Linked DNA regions of Homo sapiens: region 2 is linked to region 1. A link is an interaction called in ENCODE POLR2A ChIA-PET data of the cell type or tissue named here. Cell type or tissue: PC-9. All regions are shown on one strand. Links, peaks and the distances in the headings refer to the core of each region. The heading gives the core; the rest is flanking DNA.

Region 1 (11,850 bases), core at 2,040-10,039:
ACCCCGAAAGAAAAAACTTCTTCCTTCATAGAAAGGATCTTGGAGGTTGTGGTATGCAGAATTTTTGGACGTCCCCTAGGATCTCCCGCGGCCCCTGCCCCCCGCCCCGCCGGTGTAGATGCCTTACATAATCCTTGGGCCTGTGAACATGATGGATATTATTCCCGTGACTAGGTTATGTGAGATGACACATTCACTTTAAAAAGGGAGATCATTCAGCCGGGTGCGTTGGCTCACGCCTGTAATCCCAACACTTTGGGAGGCCGAGACGGGCGGATCCCGAGGTCAGGAGATTGAGACCATCCTGGCTAACAAGGTGAAACTCCATCTCTACCAAAATTACAAAAAATTAGCCGGGCGTGGTGGCGGGCGCCTGTAGTCCCAGCTACTCGGGAGGCTGAGGCAGGAGAATGGCATGAACCCGGTAGGCAGAGCTTGCAGTGAGCCGAGATTGTGCCACTGCACTCCAGCCTGGGCAACAGAGTGAGACTCTGTCTCAAAAAAAAAAAAAAAAAAAAAAAAAAAAGGGAGGTCATTCAAGGTGAACTTGACCTAATCAAATGAGCTCTTTAAAAGCAGAAGTGTTTCTCAGGTTGGTCACTGAGGAAGGAGTCAGAGATGTGCTCTTGCTGGGCTGGAAGAGGTAACAACCATGTTGCGAGCTGTCCATGGGGACCATGTGGCAAGGAATGTGGGTGTCCTATAGGAGGTAAGAGAAACCCCTGATAAGGAAACAGGGACCTCAGTCCTACAACCTCAAGGAGCTGACTTTGGCCAACAACTTTAATGACTTTGGAAGTTTATATGGTTTGGCTGTGTCCCCACCCAAATCTCATCATGAATTGTAGCTCCCATAATTCCCAAGTGTTGTGAGAGGAGATAATTGAATCATGGGGGTGGTTTCCCTTATACTGTTCTCGTGGTAGTGAATATGTCTCACGAGATCTGATGGTTTTATAAGGGGAAACCCCTTCCACTTGGCTATCACTTCTCTCTTGTCTGCCACCATGTAAGAAGTGCCTTTCACCTTCTGCCGTGATTGTGAGGCCTCCCCAGCCACATGGAACCGTGAGTCCATTAAACCTCTTTTTCTTTCTAAATGACCCAGTCTCAGGTATGTCTTTATCAGCAGAGTGAAAACAGACTAATACAGAAATGGATTTTTTTCCCCAGAGTATCCAAAAAGAAACACAGACTGGCTGACACCTTGATTTCAGCCTTGTGAGACCCTGCAAACAGAACCCAGCAATGCTGTTGCTGGACCTCTGACCTACATACCACTGTGAGCTAATAAGTGGGAGTTGCTTTGGACCTCTAAGTTTGCCATTATTTGTTACCTAGCAATAGAAAATCAACACAGAGCAAGAGTAAAGACAGATAGGATAAGACAGCTCATACATGAATGATTTCTGTTTCTGTTGGAGATGAAAGTATTACTAGTCACACAGAGAAAGGGCTAGGGGCTAAATGAGCTGCACTGATGGTAAATGCTGATAGAGGCCTATGGAGGGGACCTTGTGGCCCAGGGCAGCAAGAAATGCTGCATTGGAGAGATGGGGTACATGCGAGTGACAATGGGAAGAGTTGGTAGCTGGAGAGAACTGGGAAAGCCTTCAGGTAAGGGGAGTGATTTAAGCACAACTGTGTGAGCAGAAATATGCAAGAGGTGCTATAGGAAGAGTAGGGAGGCTGCCACTGATCCCATCTATCTTCCCTGTCTGACTTGGCTGAGGCCATTCCAGACAATTCTCTGAATATGTTATGCATTTTCACATCTGCAGGCATTTGCAGAGACCTCTTCTTCTGCCTATAACAACTTTTCTGCCTTCCTCCCTTGTCTTTTCAAGACCCAGCCCAAGGCTCCTTCCCTACAGTTCCCAGTCTCAAAAAGGTGAATCTCGAGCCCGTTTTCATGGCTCATAAATAGAAGCTGGGACTTCAATAGACTTTCTCTCTCTTTCTTTCTTTCTTTCTTTCTTTCTTTCTTTCTTTCTTTCTTTCTTTCTTTCTTTCTCTTTCTCTCTTTCTCTCTTTCTTTCTTTCTTTTTCTTTTCTTTCTCTCTCTCTCTTTCTTTCTTTTTTTGATGAAGTCTTGCTCTGTCACCCAGGCTGGAGTGCAGTGGTACTATCTCCGCTCACCACAATCTCCGACTCCTGGGTTCAAGCGATTCTCCTGCCTCAGCCTCCCAAGTAGCTGGGATTACAGGTGTGTGCCACCAAGCCCCGCTATTTTTTTTTTGCATTTTTAGTAGAGACAGGGTTTTACCATGTTGGCCAGGCTGGTCTCGAACTCCTGACCTCATGACCCACCCGCCTCAGCCTCCCAAAGTGCTGGGATTACAGGCATGAGCCACCGCGCCTGGCCTCGACTTGTTCTTTCTACTATCCCACATTTAGTAAAGAAGGGAAAGAAACTCTTTCCCAGGTCAATAATCAACCTCAAATGTATCCTTTTGCTCTAATTCTCATTTCCAAATGGCAGGCTTTCTTACAGCGGGGCCCACCCGCCCAGGCTGGCCAGGCTGACAGCCCAATTCTGTAGGAGCCCTTGGCTGTGAATTTCTACAGTAGCTGAAACTGCGAGGAGCTTCCCGAGGCTCCCCGAGAGAACTGGAGGGCCCCAGGCTCTTCCCACGGCATCCTTGATCATGTTCTCGTTTCCTCCTCCAGAAACGTGGGGCTAAAATAAGCCCAGAAGCTGAGGAAGGGCTGAGTCAGACCCTCAGAGTGGAGCAATCACTGCACGGCTGCTCCTTGTAAGAAACATCCCGTTGCGCCTGAGTTGTTTATTGCCAGGAGCTGTAAGTGAAAAATGAGCTCTCTTAAGCCAGGCTGGGAGCAGGCTCCTCTTCCTGGAGATGGCACGATGCTTCACAGCTTGGAAACGTTCTGTGCCAGTATAAAAGGGGTGGCATACATCCCTCGGAGCAGGAAAGCCTGATGACAAAGGGGAAGGAGCCTGGGCTGGAAGCCAAGTGGCACTAGGGTTAGTCTCAACTTCATTGCTTACCAGATATGTCAAATGAATGATACCCTTACCTGCTGAGAGTCTACCTTTTCTCAGTTGCAAGATTAAAATGTAAGCCAGATGATGTCTGAGTTTCTTTCTGGCCCCGGCTTTCTTTTGGTTTGTCCAAGCAGCTCCGCAAACTCACTCTCAGGCCCTAAATGATGTGGGCTGTTAACGGTGGAGAAAGGAATTCCGACGTGGCCTATGGCAGCCGTTGCTTCATTGAGTCTGGTTCAGTCAGCACCCACTGATTGGGCACCTCTGCTGTCCAGGCATCTGGGAAATGGCTGGGGATACAGAGGTGAAGAAGACAGGGTTTCTTCAGGAACTCACTTTCCAGCAGGTGAGAGTATGAGTAGAAAAGGTGGACAAAACAAAAAGCTGCTTAACAACACAAACTCCTTTGCTAAGCCCTGAATGAATGATCCGGACAAGCTGCTCAGAATGAGGAACGGTTCACAAGAGTCCAGGTGGGAGTGGGCTTTAGCCGGAAATTCAATTCTGTTACCATTAGGTTGGTACAAAAGTAATTGCAGTTTTCGCCATTCCTTTTTTTTTTTTCTTTTTTTGAGACGGAATCTTGCTCTGTCGCCCAGGCTGGAGTGCAGTGGCACGATCTCGGTTCACTGCAACCTCTGCCTCCCAGGTTGAAGCGATTCTCCTGCCTCAGCCTCCGGAGTAGCTGGGATTACAGGCATGTGCCACCATGCCCAGCTAATTTTTGTATTATTAGTAGAAATGGGGTTTCACCATGTTGCCCAGGCTGGTCTTGAACTCCTGAAGTCAGGTGATCCACCCACCTCAGCCTCCCAAAGTGCTGGGATTACAGGCGTGAGCCACTGCGCCCAGCCACACCATTACTTTTAAATAGCAAAAACCGCAATTACTTTTGCACCAACCAAATAGATTTTTCCCATCTCAGTGAAGTTTTATTGAGAAAGAGGTCAGTAAGAAATGATTAGAGAGGTCAAAATTTACCTTCTTCAGATGATCTAACATTTTAATGTCCATGTAGTTTTTCCCAGACAGCAAGAATAATTCAGGGTTGGTTTTCATCCCAAAGTTTCCCCATACTTAAGAGAAAAACCATTCACACGCAGTGATGGGGGCCACTTAACTGAAAATACTTCTAATGCAAAAGAGTAAGAGACTAAATCATTACTGAAGAGTTCAGGTCCTATTTCAATGATACTCTCTCTCTCAGATTCACCACAGTCAGCACTTCCAAAATGTCTTTCAAACATTTAAAAAACATTTATTAATGACATTTGCATTTTAAGCCATAATTAAAACAAATGTTAAGATTTAATGACATATTTTAATATTTCCAAATATCACACTGCATGCAATGGCTCATGCCTGTAATCCCAGCCCTTTGGGAGGCCAAGGCAGGCAGATTGCTTGAACTCAGGAGTTTGGAAGCAGCCTGGGCAACATGGCAAAACCCCATCTCTACGAAAATTAGCTGGGAGTGGTGGCATGCACCTGTAATCCCAGCTACTTGCGGGGCTGAGGTAGGAGACTTGCTGGAGCCCAGGAGGTCGAGGCTGCAGAGATCCACGTTCGCACCACTGCACTCCAGCCTGGGTTACAGAGCGAGACTTTGTCTCAAAAAAAATCATTTAAAAAGCTACATTTAGTCAGGCGCAGTGGCTCATGCCTGTAATCCCAGCACTTTAGGAGACTGAAACTGGAAAATCACTTGAGGCTGGTAGTTTGAGACCAGCCTGGGAAACAAAGCAATATCCTGTCTCTACAAAAAATGTTTTAAAAATGAGCTGGGCACAGTGGCACATACCAGTTGACCTAGCTACTAGGGAGGCTGAGGAGCAAGGATCGCTTGAGCCCAGGAGGTTGAGGCTGCAGTGAGTTATGATTGTGCCACTGTACCCCACAGGAAGACCCTGTCTCTAAAATAAATAAATATTTTTAAAGGCTTTATTTAATTTTATGATTTTCTCATTGGGATTTTTTTTTTGCCATCAACTTTTTAGTTTGAAGCTTGAAAAATGAATTAAAATAAGCAAAATTTGAGACATCATGCATATAGAAAATGAATAAAACAAATGGAAGACTGAATAAAATGTACTATATTATATATTCATAAAGCAAACGCTATATAACCACCAATCAGGTTCTATGGATTCCCTCTTTTTTCATCTAAATTACATGTGTGCCGTTGTAACTATAACTGTAATGCAGCACATAAGGCACCTAGGATGCTTCCTGATATACACTCAGTACTCAGCGTGTACTCATCCTAATTGTGAGTCACTGATTCATTCAACAAACATTCACTGAGTTTATATTATATGCCAGCTTTGTATCAAGCACTGGAGAAAGAAAAATGGCTAAACATAGTGCTCCATCCCATCTCCACGAGGGAGACAGACACGTGCAACTGAAAGTGATTACAGCTCAAGTTAGTGGAGAGCTCTCCCCAGTGACCCCAGGGCATAGAAGAAGGAGTGGTTTTTCTGCAGAAGGAAAAGGAGTTTGCCCATGAGCACGGTGGGAAGAGAGCTGTTGTTCCATCACAAGTAATGACATGAACAGAGTCACAGAGACCTGGGTGAGCAGCCTCATCCCTGTGCACGGTGGGGCAGGAAGGATGGGGGTTGGGGGATGGATCAGGGAAAGCTGAAGTTTTTCTTTGGAAACAGGGGAACTAGTAGAATCCTGTAAGTACATCAACTCTATGGCGAAGATTTTTCTGACAATGGGGTGGAAGTTTTGAGCTTATGTGGAAACATCATTTACCTCCACATAGTAATAATAATAATTACTAATATTATTATTAGCAATTATACTACTGTTGCTGAGCCTCCTGAGCATTGCATATGTATTATGTCATTTATCACCACAAAAAGCCCCTGAGGTGTCTACTATTATTACTGAGAGGCAGTAGAATTTAATTATTATGAATGCATGCTCTGAAGCTAGATTATTTGTGTTAAGGTCCTGGCTCCACATTTAGGCAAGTAGCTTAATCTCCCCATGACCTAGTTTTCTTATCTTTATAATGAGGTAATAAAAGTGTCAAGCTGATGAGGTTGTGGAAAGGATTTAATAAAATTCTACCTGTGAAATGTTTAAAATAATGTCTGTCCAATACATTGTGTTCAATGAAGGTTGCCTTTTATTGACCCATTTCACAGAGGAGAAAACTGAGGCTTGGGGAGAGGAGGTCACATTTCAAAGGTCACCTGGCCAGTAATTTGAAGGTTCTGGATTCAAACCCAGGAAGTCTCAACACAGAGCCCCATCTCTCTACCATCTAACAAGCCAGGTTTGGTTGCTAAAGTTGGGGCTTTCTCTGGCAAACTTTTGACATGCTTAACTCTGTTTCAAGGACTTTCTTTTTTAAATTAAAAAAAAAAAAAGTTAACAGACAGGATCTGGCTCTGTTGTCCAGGCAGGAGTGCAGTGGCTATTTATAGGAATGATCATGGCACACTGCAGCCTGGAACTCCTGAGCTCAAGTGATCTTCCCGTCTCAGCCTCCTGACTAGCTGGGACTGCAGGCATGCACCACCATGCCTGATTCAAGGACCTTCTTAAGTCATCGCCTGCCAAAAGGTCCAGCCAGAAGGGGATGAGGAAATGTACCTTTATTTGCTTATTGCTACCTAAAGTTACCATTAATTAATTAATGGATTTTATCAAACATTTATTCACTTATGGATATAGTTTCAATGTTTGCCACCTCCAAATCTCATGTTGAAATGTGATCTCCAATGTTGGAGGTGGGGCCTAGTGGGAGTGGGAGATGTTTGAATTACGTGGGCAGATCTCTCAAGAATGACTTGGTGTCCTCCCTGCAATAATGAGTTCACTGGAGATCTGGTTGTTTAAAGGAGCCTGGCATCTCCTCCTCTCCTTCTTGCTCCCGCTCTTGCCATGTGACACCACCTGCTCCACCTGCATCTTCTGCCATAATTGTAAGATTCCTGAGGCCCTCACCAGAAGCAGATGCCAGCAGCATGCTTATTGCACAGTCTGTAGAACCGTGAGCCAAATAAATCTCTGTTCTCTGTAAATCACCCAGTCTCAGGGAATCCTTTACGGCAATGCAAAGTGAACTAACACGCTTACTCATCCCCTAAGTGTTCAGCATCAAATTTTGTCATTTCACATAAATTATCTCAGATACTGTCCACCACCAAAACTGTCTGACTATTCCCATTTTCTAAGTGGGGACATTGATGCTCAGAGGAGTTAAATAACCTGTTCAAGGCCAGACAATTGCTATTGACATTGCAATGTCTACCCCACACCATCTGCAGGGGTGGGGCCTGATTAATGTGAGCTAGTCACAGAAATCACATCTCCATTTCCAGTGGGAGAATTCAGGCCTAAGCCAATTAGTGCAGAGCATCCTGCCAGCTGTAGGGATTAGTTCAGAAATGAGCGTACGTTTTGAATAAAAAAGGTGCAAGGGGAAATTTTCTGGGGCTTCTGCAGATATTGTCCTCTCTCTCTGGAGAAAGCATCAGCAGGAGCCAGTTTGATCCTCTGACATTGCTGTGTGTGGATATGAGTTCTGGGGATACTGCAGCCACCTCACAAGAAGCTTGTGCGTGACACTGGTGCAGCGGTGGGAATGGCCAGGAGCATCACAGAGACCACTGGATAAAGCCAATCCTGAAGCTTCCTGCTATGTGGGCCAACAGATGTCCTTATTGTTCCAACGGTCTGAGTAAGAATTTCTGCACAGTTCGCACAGCGCGGAATTTGGTTCCAAGTCCAAGTCCAAACTGGGGCTACTCCCCAATCCGTGCCTTCCTACCATGCACGGCTGCAGACTTGGTTCTTCTAGTTGTTTACCATCTGGCAGGAGGTTTTTGGCATTCTGTTGTAGTGGCAGATTTGGTCATCAGTCACAATGCCAAGCTGATGGTGGTTTGAGTCATTGCTTTTCTGTTGGCCTATTTCTTTCATAATAAATATGTATCGCTTAGATAATAAAAACAACAAAGGGGAAAATTCCATGTGAGGCAGAGGTAAACAAAAAAGCTCTGCTTTTAGGAGGCTTATATAAAGATCAAGCTGTATGATGTGTGTTGAGCATGCTTTAAAGAATGCCAAACTGGGTGGGGCCCAAGACAGATAAAAGACACTAAGCCTTTTATCATACCACTAGGCACCAGTGACTTTTGAGACCTGGCAATTAATTAGGAGGAGCTGGTTGTAGTTATTATCAAACCTCCCTAATTTCCCCAAGTGAATGGGTGAGGGCTGGGTTGAGGAGAGATGGGGGAGAGGTGGTAAGAATCCTCTGAAGCCCATTTCTGGAACCTTGGTTTCTCAGGATCGCCGCTTCCTTGGTGGATTTCCTTTCTGCTCTCCTCCAAGTGTCCCTTGTGAGACTCTGACTCCGTAGGACTGGCCCCAGCTAACCCTTTGTTGCTAAGGATGTATCATCTTGCTGGGCTTTACCAAGGGCGTTAATAAAACAGCTTCTATGATTATAGCCACACAAAGGTAGGCAAGGAAAAGACCCTAATTTGGAAAGCAGAAACCCACTCTGCAGCTGGAGCCCAACTCCTGACCTTCCCACCCCCAAAGGCATAGGATAAGATTCCTTTCCCCTAGCTGATTGGATTAATTTCAGCCTCACTGACAATTCCCCCCGTCCAGACTCATTTATCTACTGTTGTTTTTAACCTCAAAAAACGTCATGGCAACAAAGATCAGAGGAAAGATCACAGTGTCGAGTCAGAGAGACATATGCATTTGCATCCCACCTCTGCCTCTTGCTAGAACTCTGATTTTGAGAAGGTTGCTTGAGGTCAGCTCCCTCATCTGTAGGGGGTTGTGATGAAATAAATGATGTAATAGAAACCTTATAAATGCATGAAATTACTGAGGAATTTATGTGCTTCTGGAGGAATTATGGGGCGGGGAAGCAAGAGAGATGCCTTTATTTTCTCCCAGGAATGACAGTGGAAAGCAAGGAAGAGTGTTACAACTGAGGGAACAGACAGTGGAAGGCCTGGGGACAAATAAAGTCCAATATAGCTGGAACGTAGAATATGGGAAATAAATGAAGGCTTGAGATCTGAGGGTTCAAAGCCATATAAGGACTTAGCACATTATCCCAAGAGAAGGGAGGAGCCATTGAAGGGTTTTAAGCAAGGGAATAGCTTGACATGTGTTTTTAAAACTTTACTGTGCCTGTGTAGAGAATAGTTTGCAGGGGGTCAAGGCTGGAGCTGGCAGCCCAGTTAGGAGGCTGATGAACTAGTCCAGAGGATGGGTGGTGGCCTGAGCCAGAAAGACAAAAGTGGGATCGAGAAAAGTGGATGGCTGTGCCACTTGCTATGGCTTCAAGGAAGTTACTTAACCTCACTTAAGTTACTTAACCTTCACTGAGTTAAGTCTCACATTTTTCCCCATTGTTTATGGAGGACAGTAATAGTATGTGCATCCTAGAGTTTTTAGGGGATTAAACGAGAGAATGCATATACAGCGCATAGCACAGCATCTGCCACATCGTATGCGCTGGCAAGATGGAAGCGACTATTACCATTGTTAGTAGTGGAAGTCATGTTGGCAAATATCACAGGGCGCATTCGGGGCATGCTGCTTAAATGAATGAAATAAGTGAATAGACAGTGAGTGCCAGAAAAGGCCCTTTTCAAGACTGAAATCTTGTTTAAAAGGTATAAATAGTCCTGGTGAGGAAGGACAGAGAGAGGTAGGAAGGGTTGTTGTGTAAAGAGGTCAATGTGCTCTCTTGGTGAGCTCTTCTGAGAGTTAGGACACAAAGAGAATGTGTCCAAATGGTGAACAGGTGGGGCAAGCAGGCTGGAGTCCTTTTGAAGAGGGTCAGGAAACAAAAGCCTGCAAGCAGCACAGATGTGTGAAAAAGCTATTTTTAGTCTGGTACAAAAAGCCCACAGGAGAAGTACCACCCCTAACCGTAGTCCTCTTTGTCTCTGTCTTCTCTGCCAGGAAAATCAATCATCATGTCAGGAGGGCAGGTGTTAAAATTGGTCAGAGGAAATAAAAATCCAAGAGAAATGAAGATACAGTGAGAGAATGTCATGCTCTATTAAATGCATTCAAGTCTCGTTGCTCAGAGAAATGACATGTTAGGGTTCAACTCAAAATATAAATGTTTTGTTGTTTTTGTAGGTTTTAAAGGAATATATGCTCATTTTAAGACTCAAACTATCAATAGAAACTATTTTAAGCACCAACTATATGGCAGGAAGTAAGTCTAGAGCCTTATGTATATTTACGTCACTTAATTATCTTTTTTTTTTTTTTTTTTTGAGATGGAGTTTCACTCTTGTTGCCCAGGCTGGAGTGCAATGGCATGATCTCAGCTCACCACAACCTCTGCCTCCCAGGTTCAAGCAATTCTTCTGCCTCAGCCTCCTGAGTAGCTGGGATTACAGGCATGTGCCACCACGCCTGGCTAATTTTGTATTTTTAGTAGAGACGGGGTTTCTCCATGTTGGTCAGGCTGGTCTCGAACTCCCGACCTCAGGTGATCCACCCGCCTTGACCTCCCAAAGTGTTGGGATTACAGGCGTGAGCCACTGCACCCAGCCGTCATTTAATTATCACCCAAACTTGTGTGCATATTATCACTTACCCATTCTACAACTAATGAGCCCAAGACCAAGAGAGCTTAAGTGACTTGCCCAGAGTTGCACAGCTTGTTCTATGACCTGCTCATTTGGACAAGTTACTTAATCTCCCTATGCCTCAGTTGGTTCAACTGTTACAGAGGATAAGGACCCAACTGGTTGGGCTGACTTGAGTTTCAAATTCTCTCTCCCAGTAGACTGAAGTGTGCTTAGACATTAGAACCACACTCTCGTTCAAAATCTTCTTTTACAACTTACTAACTTTATGTCTTTGGGCAAGCCATATAGCCGTGTGCCTCAGCTCCTCTTCTGAAAACTAGGGATTTTCTTTTTTTTTTTTTTTGAGACGGAGTCTCGCTCTATCGCCCAGGCTGGAGTGCAGTGTTGCGATCTTGGCTCACTGCAAGCTCCGCCTCCCGGGTTCACGCCATTCTCCTGCCTCAGCCTCCCAAGTAGCTGGGATTACAGACACACAGCACCACGCCCAGCTAATTTTTCTATTTTTTTTTTTTAGTAGAGATGAGGTTTCACTATGTTGGTCAGGCTGGTCTCAAACTCCTGACCTCGTGATCCGCCTGCCTCAGCCTCCCAAAGTGCTGGGATTACAGGCGTGAGCCACCGCGCCCGGCCGAAAACTGGAGATCTTAATAGTGACAATGGGCTGTTGCAAGGATTAAATTAGCTAATAGAGGCTAAATGCTTATAATAGTACCTGCTCTCTCATAGCTAATAGCTGATATTAATATAATTGGTAGCAGTAGTATTTCTATCCTGTCTTGTTAGGACAACATAACTTATCCCAGCAAGGTTCATTAGAAGAAAAAGAACGGACTTCCCAGGGCAGGCAGATCTGTTCTGAGAATTCAAGGAGCTCACACCTGTGAAACACTCAGAATAGTGCCTGGAAAATAGTCATGCTTATGCCCATGTTTAGTTATTATTATCTATAAATTCCACAACACAGCTCTTAACTTCTATTTGCTACTTCTTCACACTGCATTATGCCTAAAAAAACTCATCATCCAGAGACAGATATTGTTGATAGTTTCTTGTGTATCTTCCCTTACTTTTGAAGCAACTGCATAAATGTGTTTCTATGCCAGGTTCACATTTAACTGAGTTAAACATAGTGGGTGTGAACTCTGGCATTGGCAGATAGTGGCTCTGTGGCCTTAGGGAGGTAATTTCACTTGCCTGAATCATAGTTTCCTTATCTGCAAAATGAGGATAATAATCTCA
Region 2 (11,850 bases), core at 1,562-9,561, 480 kb after region 1:
GAGATAAGCATTTTCTTCTCACAGCAAACCTACAAAGGAGACGGGGGAGATTCTTTTGGTTGCCTATCCAGAGAGCTACACTTCAGATTCCCTACTGAGAAGGCTGAAAACACACAGACACACACACTGAGACACACATAGAAACGCACACACAGGCAAAGACACAAAGAATCATCACTTTTTCAGTCTTCCCTGAAGACAGGTCATGGGCCTGAGACACCATCTTGGCCAATGTACATGAAGCAAAGTCTCCTAGGAAATCTGGGGGAGAAGATTCCCTGTTTGGTAATGAGAGACAGAGTGCATATGAGAATAAGGTTGCCTTCCCTCTTCCCATCTACAGTCCTGTAGGCAGCAGATTTCTGGATTTATTCTCACCCCTCCACCATGAGGAGCCCACGAAAATTCCCAAGATAATAACCACCACTCTTGGAACTGCCAATCGAAGGGCTTCTTGATATTTGACACAAAATTAGTAGATTGTTTAAGGCACTTTACTCAGGTTATATATTAGATCACAACATAAAAGATCAGGAAACTGATCACACAGGTAATGCAGGGAGGAATCACTGTAGCTGCACAAAGGGATGTAAAGTGAGTCTTTCGTGACCTCTCCCCATTAGGTTCCTTTATGCTCACCACGCCCGGCTAATTTTTGTATTTTTAGTAGAGACAGGGTTTCACCATGTTGGCCAGGCTGGTCTCAAACTCCCGACCTCAAACGATCCACCTGCCTCGGCCTCCCGAAGTGCTGGGATTACAGGTGTGAGCCACTGCACCCGGCCCACTCTCTCTTTTTCATCTGTTACTTCTAAGTTAGCCAGTTTGGAGTTTGGGTTGGATCACGTTAGGATTTTCTGAGTCACCTAGTTAAGTAAGTGGGGAAGGTCCCAGTTCCTTCAGGATTAAGATGGATGGACTGCCAGTTGAGTTTTCATTTTTTTCCGTAGCACAGGGAAACCAGCTGGCTTGGAAAACCTGATGTTACTCTTTACGTGTTCCCAAAAGACACCTCCAAAATGACCTAAGTAAAAAGGGTAGGCGCTCGCATGCACACAAAGCCTCTATAAGTTTGTGGGTGCTCTTCTACCTGGATTATCCCTTGCAAGTCCTTCTTACAGAGACAATGACACCCATGATAGTCACAAGTCATATGCAGGTGAGCCAAACCCCATGGTATGCTGCACCCTTACACCTGTGAATACGCCATGCTGCCCCCAAACAGGGAGAACAACAAGATTTCTTTTTTTTTTTTTTTTTCAGACGGAGTCTTGCTCTGTCGCCCAGGCTGGAGTGCAGTGGCACGATCTCTCGGCTCACGGCAAGCTCCGCCTCCTGGGTTCACGCCATTCTCCTGCCTCAGCCTCCCAAGTAGCTGGGACTACAGGCGCCCACCACCACGCCTGGCTAATTTTTTGTATTTTTAGTAGAGATGGGGTTTCACCATGTTAGCCAGGATGGTCTCGATCTCCTGACCTCATGATCCGTCCGCCTCAGCCTCCCGAAGTGCTGGGATTACAGGCGTGAGCCACCGCGCCCAGCTGAGAACAACAAGGTTACTATTCCCATTATCTATGTGAAGTCATTAATTACCTTCTCTTTCCTTCCCTCCCTCTGCTCCTTTCACAGTCGAGAGAAAAATATAGTTTTAAAAATTGTGCTACTACAGAAAGTCTGCAAAATGCAATGAAAACGAGAAAACTAGAATACATGTACCCAGAGGTAACATATTAAACACTGTCATATGATCTGCCTTTGTAAATAATTATATAACTACACAGACATCTTTAAACTTTGAAGAGAACTAGTTTTGTGTCTTATTTTAAACTTAATATTACATCATGAGCATTTCCCTTTCCACTTATTGAAGCAACATTCAACGTTGCTATTAAATCAATAAAATGTTATTTAAAAATGATTTGGAAAAGCTTCAACTATCTTATTTCAACGATGTACCATACTTTACCTAACCTTTCATGAATGTTGGGATTTAGGTTGTGTCTAAGATTTACTATTGCAAACAAACAATACCATGATGAAAATCCTTTGATTCCACCTTTATTTCCTTGGAGCAAAGAATTTCTGCCTCACAGAACCTGTATATAATTTTTAAGAATCTTGATATTGCCAAAATATCCAAAAAGGGTATTCTGATGTTGACTTACAATAGACAATTTAAGAAGGGTTGGCCCTCATAGATACTTCCCATTAATAAGTAATAAAAATTTTTAAAGACTCCTATATAAAATCTTATTTTCTTCTTTCTTTGAATATATTTGTATATTTTTACCATTTGCATTTTTTTGCGAGTTCCCTTATTCTTATTCTTTACCCATTTTTCTGCGAGTCTGTATTTCCTATTTATCTGCAACAGCTCCTTATGTATTACATGCTGTATCTGTTTCAAGTACAATTTTTCCAATTTATTACTTGTCCTTTAATTTTGTTTCAGTTTATTCAGAATTTTCCCCTTGATTTTTTCCATTGCAATTAATCAAATCTACTGGAGTTTTCCTTTAAGATTTTTTTTTTTTCATTTTCCTTAGGCACACAGAAACCTTCCTCATTCTTAGACCAACATTTTCATATTTTTCTTCTAGTTTTGTTTAATGTTTCTGTTTTTAAATTCAAGCTTTCAATCAATACAAAATTTATTTTTTTAATCTGGTGATATCTTATTTGATCACTTCCCAAATCCTCAATCACATTAATGCCTTTTGTTGGAAAATCCATTCATTCTCTACAGGTTGGAAATTCTTTCTTGAGCAAGAGACCATGGATACCCAGAACTTAAGTTATCGGCCTTCTCTTTTTATGTTCACGGCAGATAAAATAACGTTACTGGGAATCCTCCGTGCTGAATGAAACAGCCTCAAAATTCTTACCAAGACTTCTTCATTCAAACACCTGGTTAGAGCCAACTATGAGCAAGCACATGCTAAGAATTGGGAAGCAGAAAGAAGAGCCGAGGGGTCCATCCACGTAGGCTCCACACTGCAGTGGCAAGTGAGACATACATCCACCAATACCCATGCATCAAAGGTATTTAACAAATAAGTACACAAGGATCAATGTCATAAAAAATGAAGTAACAGGTGGAAAGATAACCTATAGAAGGGGAACCCAAATTTGAACAGAATGCCAGGCCCAGAACACTTTCCTTGAGATGCTAACTGAGCTCTAGAAGAAAGATGAGGAAGGGAGATTCCTATTTCAGGTAACATAGTGAACTAGACAACCTCAAAACCCTCACAGTGAAAACATTTTGAAAAGTTAACAAGGAACATATATGTGTGCGTGTGTGTGTGTGTGTGTGTGTGTGCGCACGCACGCATATAAAACTTAAGTTGGCATCACAGCAAAAATACAAAAATGAAAAGCAAGTCCAAGTTGGAAAATTAGAATATAAGTAATCCCTGAAACTCAGTATTGCTTTGAGGGGAATGGCTCTTGACCTTCTGCTTTCACTGCTGTGAGGGTGCAGGAGGGAGAAGATGAGGCCCATGGCCTGGCTTAAGAGGGAGTCAGAGAGAGAACCTTTGCATGAAGTTAGGACCCGAATCCTACACTCTTAGTATAAAGGTGATTTAGAAACAAACCCCCACACACAGAAGGGAGGAACAGAAAACACACTGATTTTTATCTGGATGACTACTAAAGTGGGGGTGGGAGGCCTTCCCTGAGAATTAGCACCCTCAAGATGGATCACACAGTGGTGTGTTGTCTGGACTCAAGCTATCTGGTGTCTGACAGACCTCAAATGCAGAATTTAATTCAAAGTGATTAGGACTGACAGGGCCTCAGGCAACTAGCCGCAATAAATGCAAATCTGCTTCCAGGCAAACACAACATTACACCTCCAGGCTTTCATAAATCTGCATGGAATTTCCCATAGAGTTCAACTGTAGTAAGTGAGGAGGAAAGGCTAGGGCCCACGGCTAGGCTGCAGGGCTCAATTCTTGTTTCCACCACTCCACAGCTAAGAAGTCTTGGTCTAGCTGCCTCTACTCTCAGGTTCCTCCTCTGTAAAAGATTATCACAGCACTAATTTCAAGGATCTGTCATGAGATTTCAATGAGATAACACTAAATGTTTAGTACTATGTCTGATACATGATAAGTGACAAGTAAATGTTGGCTATTGATTTTGATTACCATTTTGCAAATTTATATTGTTGTATACCTTTACTCATTGTTCTGTTTATTAATATTTCCTCCATTGTTTTATTAAATTTACCAGAGGTTTGCCATCTTCTTATATATGGAAATTAATTAATTAAAAATTAATATTTTCATTAATTTAAATTAATGAAAATTAATATTTGTTTACTTTTCTGTTTATTATTTTTCTTACTTCACAGAATTCTGCTGTGAACTCCACTTCCCTTCTGCTTTCCTTAGGGACACACCATTGTTCATATTTCAATTACTGCATGAAATGCAAGATTCATTTATCATTACCTTTGTTTTTGAATAATGAAAGAAGTGGAGGCTATTAAAATATCTCCAGTGACAGCTTTGGCCACATTCCATAAACTTTACTATGAAATGTTCCTCTTCTGTTGATACCAAAACAGACTATAATTTTAGTTTTTATATCCTTTTGGATTAAATAGCATTTAGGAAGAATCTTTACCCTCCTCTAGTTTCCAAGAAGTTTGAATTTCCCATTTAATAGTTTGTTTCTGATATGTAGTTCCGCTGCACTGTGGTCAAGAGTAGGGCCTGTGTAATTTTTATGGTATCTATCATTTGTGTAATTTTTTTGATGAACACTTCACTCATTTTTATTCCATATGATAGGCAGTTCAATAACTACTGATATTATGTTTTAAAAATCATTTCTGTCATTAACAAGATGATTCATCTTTCTTTTCTGTGGCCAAAGCTCTCCCAACATATATTTCTATCAATTTTTGTTTTGTGCTTAGTATATCTGGAAGTTTTCTACTTGGAAAATAACTCGGCTATTCTATCCTCTTATGGGTATTAAACTTACCAATTTAAAATTATTAGTTGTACCTAATTAAATATATTTTATTGTATTTGATTTAGTCTAAAATTAACACACTCACACCATATTGCTATTTAACCAAGAATTAAAGTTGTTATCCAGTAATGGAAGAGTTTAAAGCATTTACGTTTATTAAAGTAATTGATGTTTGATTTTACTTCTGTGATAGTATGTTTATGCATTCTTCGAGAAAAAAATCTTACATCATCACAATTCACCTCTTTTAAACGTACAGTTCAATTTAATAAATGTATACAGTTTGCAACAACCACAGCAGTCACTTTATAAAACAATTTGATCGCCCTCGAAAATGCCCTGGTGTCCCTTGCTAGGCAGTCCCACCACACCACCCTCTGGCTCCTATTAACTCTGTCTTGCTTTCAAGAATGTCACATCAATGGAACCATTTACCATGCAGTCTTTCGGTCTGGCTTTCTTTCACTTAACATCAAACCTTCTCACTGGCATTGCTGTATGTGCCGTCAGTTCATTCCTTCCCACTGCTGAGACATACCACAGCTGTTTACCAGTTCTTCAGCTGACAGTCAGTGAAGTCCTATGAATAAAGCTGCCACGAATATCCACATACAAGTTTTCCAGTGGACATAGGTTTTATTTCTCTTGGTTGAACACCTAGGAGTGGAACCACTAGGTCATATTGTGAGTTATGTTTAATATTTTAAAAAGCTGCCAAGGCCGGGCGTGGTGGCTCACACCTGTAATCCCAGCACTTTGGGAGGCTGAGGCGGGTGGATCACGAGGTCAGGAGTTTGAGATCAGCCGGGCCAATATGGCAAAACCCCGTCTCTACTAAAAATACAGAAATTAGCTGGGCGTGGTGGTGGGTGCCTGTAATTCCAGCTATTCGGGAGGCTGAGGCAGAAGAATCGCTTGAACCCGCGAGGCGGAGGTTGCAGTGAGCCAAGATGGGGCCACTGCACTCCAGCCTGGGCAAAGAGTGAGACTCTGCCTCAAACAAACAAACAAAAAAGCTACCAAGCTGTTTTCTGAAGTGGTATACCATTTTTCACTTCCATCAGTGATGTCAGAGAGTTGCAGCTGTTCCACATCCTCACTGACACTTTGTATTGTGAGTCCTTTTAATCTTAGCCATTGTAGTGGGTGTGAAGTGGTATCTCAGGATGGTCTTTAATTTGCATTTCCCTGATGACTAATGATGTCATTATTGATTTGCATTTTTCAGGGATTCATTGGCCACTCCATCTCTCCTTGGCTGACATGTCTCTTAAAATATGTTGCTCATTTCTAAATTGGGTTGTTTTCTTATTATTGGTGTAAGACCTCTCCATATATCCCAGATACAAATCTTTCATCAGATAGATGCTTGGCAAATTCTTTCTTTCAGTCTGTAGCTTATCCTTATAGTTTCTTATTAATGTCTTTGCAAGAACAAAAATCCTCAACTTCGATGAAGTCCAATTTATCAATTTTTTTCTTATTTAGTGTGTGCTTTTTATGTCTTATTTAAGAAATCTCTCTGCCAGGCATGGTGGCTCACACCTGTAATCCCAACACTTTGGGAGGCCGAGGTAGCAGGACTGCTTGGGCCAGGAGTTCAAGATCAACACGGGCAATATAGCAAGACCCGTCTCTCCAAAAAAAAAAAAAAAATTTTTTTTTTTTTTTAAATTAGCCAGGCGTGATAGCATGTGCCTGTAGTCCCAGCTACTCTAGAGGATGAGGCAGGAGGATTGCTTGAGCCCAGGTATTTGAGGCTGCAGTGAGCTATGATTCTGCCACTGCACTTCAGCCTGGGTGACAAAGGGAGACCCAGAGAAAGAAAGAAAAGAAAGGAAAAAAAGAAAGAGGAGAGGAGAAGGGAGGGGAGGAGAGAGGAGGGGAGGGGAGGGGAGGGAAGGGGGACAGAGGGAGGGAGGGAGGGAGGAAATCTTTGCCCAACTTGAAGTCCCTATAATTTTCTTTGTTTTCCTCTATAAGTTCTACAGATTTAGCTCCCATATTTAGGTGTTAAGATTCATTTCAAGTTAATTTTTGTATGTGGAATGAAGTGAGGAGCAAGATTAATTTTTTCCCATGTGGCTATCTAATAGTTCATTTTATTATTATTATTATTTTTTTCTGTCTCATCTTCTTTGCTTCTTACTTAGGCTTTATTTCATTTGAAATAATCATCACTAATAAATTAGATCTAATTCTACTTATTTCATTGGGGTCATGTCTGAGCTTTGCAGAAACACCTTACCCTTTTTTCCAGGATAATCAAAGTAAAGAGTTAAAAGATACCACCTAAGTTACCCCACAAAATCCACTATATTTAACAGCTTTTAAACCCAACTCATACTCTCCAGTGTGTTTTAAAATGGCTGTGATCAGCTTATTATTTGCGTATGTTCTGAAGACAAATACTTTTCGGCATTTGCAATCAGCCTTGCAACTGACTTAAAACAATTATTTACATATCACTCTATGTGTAACTCTGTACACACTGTCTGCCCCTTTATAACAATACCTTTTCATTCCTGAATATTCATTTTGATCACTTTTTTGGGTGGCTTGCAAAGAAGCTATAGTTTCTTCAAGAACAATACACTTGTGTATATTTTCTTTTTTTTTCTGTTTTTGTTTGTTTGTTTGTGTGTGTGTATTTTTTGAGACGGAGCTTGCTCTGTCACCCAGGCTGGAGTGCAGTGGCGTGACCTTGGCTCACTGCAAGCTCTGCCTCCCAGGTTCACGCCATTCTCCTGCCTCAGCCTCCCGAGTAGCTGGGACTAGAGGTGCCCACCACCACATCCGGCTAATTTTTTGTATTTTTAGTAGAGACGGGGTTTCACCGTGTTAGCCAGGATGGTCTCAATCTCTTGACCTTGTGATCCGCCCACCTCGGCCTCCCAAAGTGCTGGGATTACAGGCGTGAGCCACAGCGCCCAGCCTTTTTTCTGTTTTTAAAATTTTTTTAAGTCTATTTATTTATTTTGAGACCAGGTTATGAGACTGGCTAATTTGTGGATTTTCTTGGTAGAGACGGGGTTTCGCCATGTTGCCCAGGTGGGTCTCGAACTCCTGGGCTCAAGTGATCCACCCACCTCAGCCTCCCAAAGTGCTGGGATTACAGGCGTGAGCCACTGCACCTGGCCTATTGGTGTATATTTTCTGAGTTCCTGCAAAGCCTATCATTTTTTTTCTGTTGCCTTATTAACATGAGAGAACTTGGTTGGTATTCTTGGGTCTCTGTCTATTTTGCTCAAAACTCTGCAGACATTTTATTTGGACACCTACTCTCACAGCACAGAAGCTGAGGCGGGATTTTTATTCTTCCAAGATAATAAGCTTGTCTCCACCCTCTGCCCTGGTATTACCACGTAGTGTTAAAAGCCAAGTTCCATACCTTGTCCACAGCCATCAACAACCATATGTGTTACTGAGCACTTAAAATACGCAAGTCCAAAGTGAGACGTTCAAAATATATACCAGATTTCAAAGACTTAATATTTACAATCTGTAAAATATCTCAGTAATTCTCAAAATACTGATCTCAGGTTGAAACGATACTATTTTGGATAAATAAAATTAAATGAGATGTATTATTAAAATGTATTGCACTGGTTCTATTTTGCTTTTCAGAATGTGACTACTGGAAAATTTAAAATCACACAGATGAGTTGCTGTTTTATTTCCATCGGGTAGCGCTGCTCAAGAGTCAGACTACCCAAAATTCATGTTTTGGTTCCACAATGCATTCGCTGAGTAATCTGAACAAGTCTCTTTCCTAAGCTTCAGTTTCCTCGCCAGGAAATGGTAGGGATAAAAGAAGATTATGCAAGTTAAGCATATTAGGTTGGCAAATAATCAACTCTTAATAATGGGAATTACTATTCCTAAAAGAAGGATTGTGTTTTAATCCTTGCAATTCAAATAATTTTCTAGGGTGTACACTAATGTGGGCAACTTATCACTGATTTTACCTTAGTTGTCGAGGCTCCTTTTGATCTGCAGGTATACAATTCCTTTTGGTGCTTGACAATTTTCCTTGAGTTTCATCATCCTAGGGATGAAGCAGCCAACACCCTGGGCCTTGCAGTATCTAGAGCCCATAGTTTTCATTAACTTTTTCCAACAACACCTCAGCCACTCAATCCCAGGCTAACATGCCAAAAAAAGAACCCCAAAAAGGGCCTCATCGAAAATACCAAATCTCTAACATCTCACTCCTCAACTCTAGCCTTTTATCCTTTCATAACATTTGGACAAAGACTCTGTGCTCAGTGCAAATTTCCTAACCTCATCATAATTTCCAGTTTACCCTGCCCATTGCTTTCTCATTATTTGTCAAACACCTCTGGTCTTTCTTGTTTTGATCCCAACTCCGTCATTATAACCACACTCTTGAATCAATGAAGTTTTTTGTTTTTGTTTTTTAGATGGAGTTTTGCTCTTGTCGCCCAGCCTGGAGTGCAATGGCGCAATCTCAGCTCACTGCAACCTCCGCCTCCTGGGTTCAAGCGATTCTCCTGCCTTGGCCTCCCAAGTAGCTGGGATTACAGGCACCCACCACCATGCCCGGCTAATTTTTGCATTTTTAGTAGAGACAGAGTTTCACCATGTTGGCCAGGCTGGTCTCGAACTCCTGACCTTAGGTGGTCCACCTGCCTCAGCCTCCCAAAGTGCTGGTATTACAGGCTTGAGCCACCATACCCCGCTGAAGTTGTTTCTTAACAGAAGTTTCTGGTAGGTAAGACTTGTGGTGCATGAGATAGCACTGCAGGGAAGGCTCACAAGAACGAGATTCTGGCATCCGCTCCATCCAAATGCTGCTCTCTTTAGCAGCATTTGGTTAATTCTTTTGGCAAATTCCTTAGAAATAAAACATAATAAAACACATGTCCTCTCTGTGGCATGGAGTTCTTGGGAGGACAGAATGAAAGTAGGTATATGAAAGCACTTCTCTCTCTTTTTTTTAATTTTTATTTTTTGTGGGTACATAGTAGGTGTATATATTTATGGGGTACAAGAGATGTTTTGATACAGATAAAGCATTTCCTTATCAGTTAAATGAAGTATGAATGAGAAGACCACAATAAATAAGAATGAGAAGGAAACAATGCTCAGGATGAGAAAAAAGGTGAGTTGGGACACTTCACTGCTTTTAAATGAGTTTAAGACTCTGAGCTCAGACCAACTGTAGCTCAAGGTGGGGCATGTCACATATGCAGATCTAGACCAAGTGCTGTGATTTGCAGAACCACAGAGAATGTCTCTGTCTATGGGATGGAGACACAATGGGGAGCACATTTAAGCAAGTCAGCAACCTGGAAGGCATTTATTCCACAAGCAGGTCAGAAGACATGTTTTAAGGGTCAACTGTCACCTAGGCTCCATACACTGTCATTTCAGGTACAGTTGAAGAAATGTAGTAGTGATTACTGAGAAGAAGAGAGGACTCAGTAAATGTGTCAGGTCTTCAAACAACTGGTTGATGCACACTGTGTAGCTCAAAACATAGAAGCCAGGTATTTGCTGGAGGCCAGGATTGGCCAGATTTTGTCCAAATCTGGCCATGCCCATGCCAAAGGCTGGGCATGAACATAAATGTTACAGACCTTGCCCTCTAGGTTCCCTCTGTCTAGTAGAGAAGGCAGATGAGGGAACAGACAAATGGTACACAGGCTTGCACCTGATCTTCATTAATGCTCAGGTGGACCAATGAGGAGAATGAAAAAGATGAAGATTTCAGTAAGGCATAAGGCGAATATTTCTAATAGAGTTTCTAAATATGGAACAGGGTCCTTTGGGAGGTAATGATCTCTTATCTCTGGAAGTATTCAAAAGCAGAAGATTAATGACCATTTGTATAGAATATTATAGAAGAAAGTGGAAGGTTATGCTAGATGACTGCCAAGTTCCTTTCTAATTAAGATTCTATGCTTCTCAAAAGGGGACAAGAACCATTCATTAGAAGACTGTTAAATAAAGAAAAATCTGCCTGTGTAAAAAGTGAATTGAACAAATGACATAAAAAGATTATTTTATAATGCAGATTAGAGTTTGCATTCATTGTCTAAAATTTTCTATGTCCAACATTTCACAGTCAAACATCAGTCTTATAAATACACAAAGGTATGCTTTCAAGTGCTTTATGCTTTTCCATGTCCATTCTGTGATCTTGCCCTCATTGTGTGAGACAGAAAAGCCCATGACAGAGGCCAGAGGTACACTGCTGACCTTGCAGAACCAGCCTTCGTATTCAGAAACCACACAGATAATCCAAGAACCAATAAAACAATAAAGAAAATGGGAAAGTGGTAATTTTTCCAGACCTGCGCATAATATTTAACCTCTGTCACCCTGCCGAATAACACAGGACCACAAAGGAAAGAAGGAAGAAGAGCATACATCCATCAACTATTCTAGAAAAATAAGCCAAAATGTAGACCCTCTGATGACAGGTCGGCAGTCATTGTTGGAGGAGAAGAGGAAGGGTTGACATGGTGGGCTTAGAAAAGATTTAAGAAGTTAATTACAGTCATCTTTAAATATATGAAAGGCAGCCACATTAGGAACAAAAAGAAGAAAGCAAGATTTGTTGAGTGCCTATTATGTGCCAAGCATTGCTTTCCATTACAAGTTCTCATTTAACTGCAATCAATCTTCACCAATAAAGGAGAGCCAGAAATACCCATTTTGATAGGCTATTTATTCACCTCTGTCCATTGCTCTGGGTATTAACACATTATTAGTGAACTGGGGGATTCAGAAGGCCACACACACCTTACTTCATTTCTCATGTTTCTGCAGGACATCCCAGAGCAGATAATGCCCTTCCATGAGACATATCTATGTCTTCTCTCTTTCTTCTGC

The links. ChIA-PET counts read pairs that join two places held together with the same protein. Peaks named below come from ENCODE experiments on the same cell type or tissue, not always from the same donor. Only the 100,000 strongest peaks of a DNase experiment are listed, where the experiment ranks them.
Region 2: POLR2A ChIA-PET joins it to region 1 with 10 read pairs; 2 of 35 experiments call an interaction of 5 or more read pairs at or near these places.

The regions. Positions count from the first base shown.
Region 1 is chr22:33,102,935-33,114,784 of GRCh38, forward strand. LINC01640 (long intergenic non-protein coding RNA 1640) reads left to right here and starts at 5,595. Exons shown (of 4, transcript NR_134617.1): 1 at 5,595-5,691; 2 at 6,169-6,299; 3 at 7,475-7,709. It also overlaps a transcript of LARGE1 not described here. RefSeq lists an enhancer at 7,305-8,504. In PC-9, for the core only: no CTCF peak of the experiment used is centred there; no DNase peak of the experiment used is centred there; H3K27me3 peaks cover 6,610 bases.
Region 2 is chr22:33,585,214-33,597,063 of GRCh38, forward strand. All of the region lies in intron 5 of LARGE1 (LARGE xylosyl- and glucuronyltransferase 1), which reads right to left. LOC105373007 (a long non-coding RNA gene) reads left to right here. Exons shown (of 3, transcript XR_938183.3): 2 at 1,630-1,722; 3 at 2,828-3,851. Among named protein-coding and RNA genes, the nearest start is that of SNORA50B, 110 kb to the right of the region's middle. In PC-9, for the core only: no CTCF peak of the experiment used is centred there; no DNase peak of the experiment used is centred there.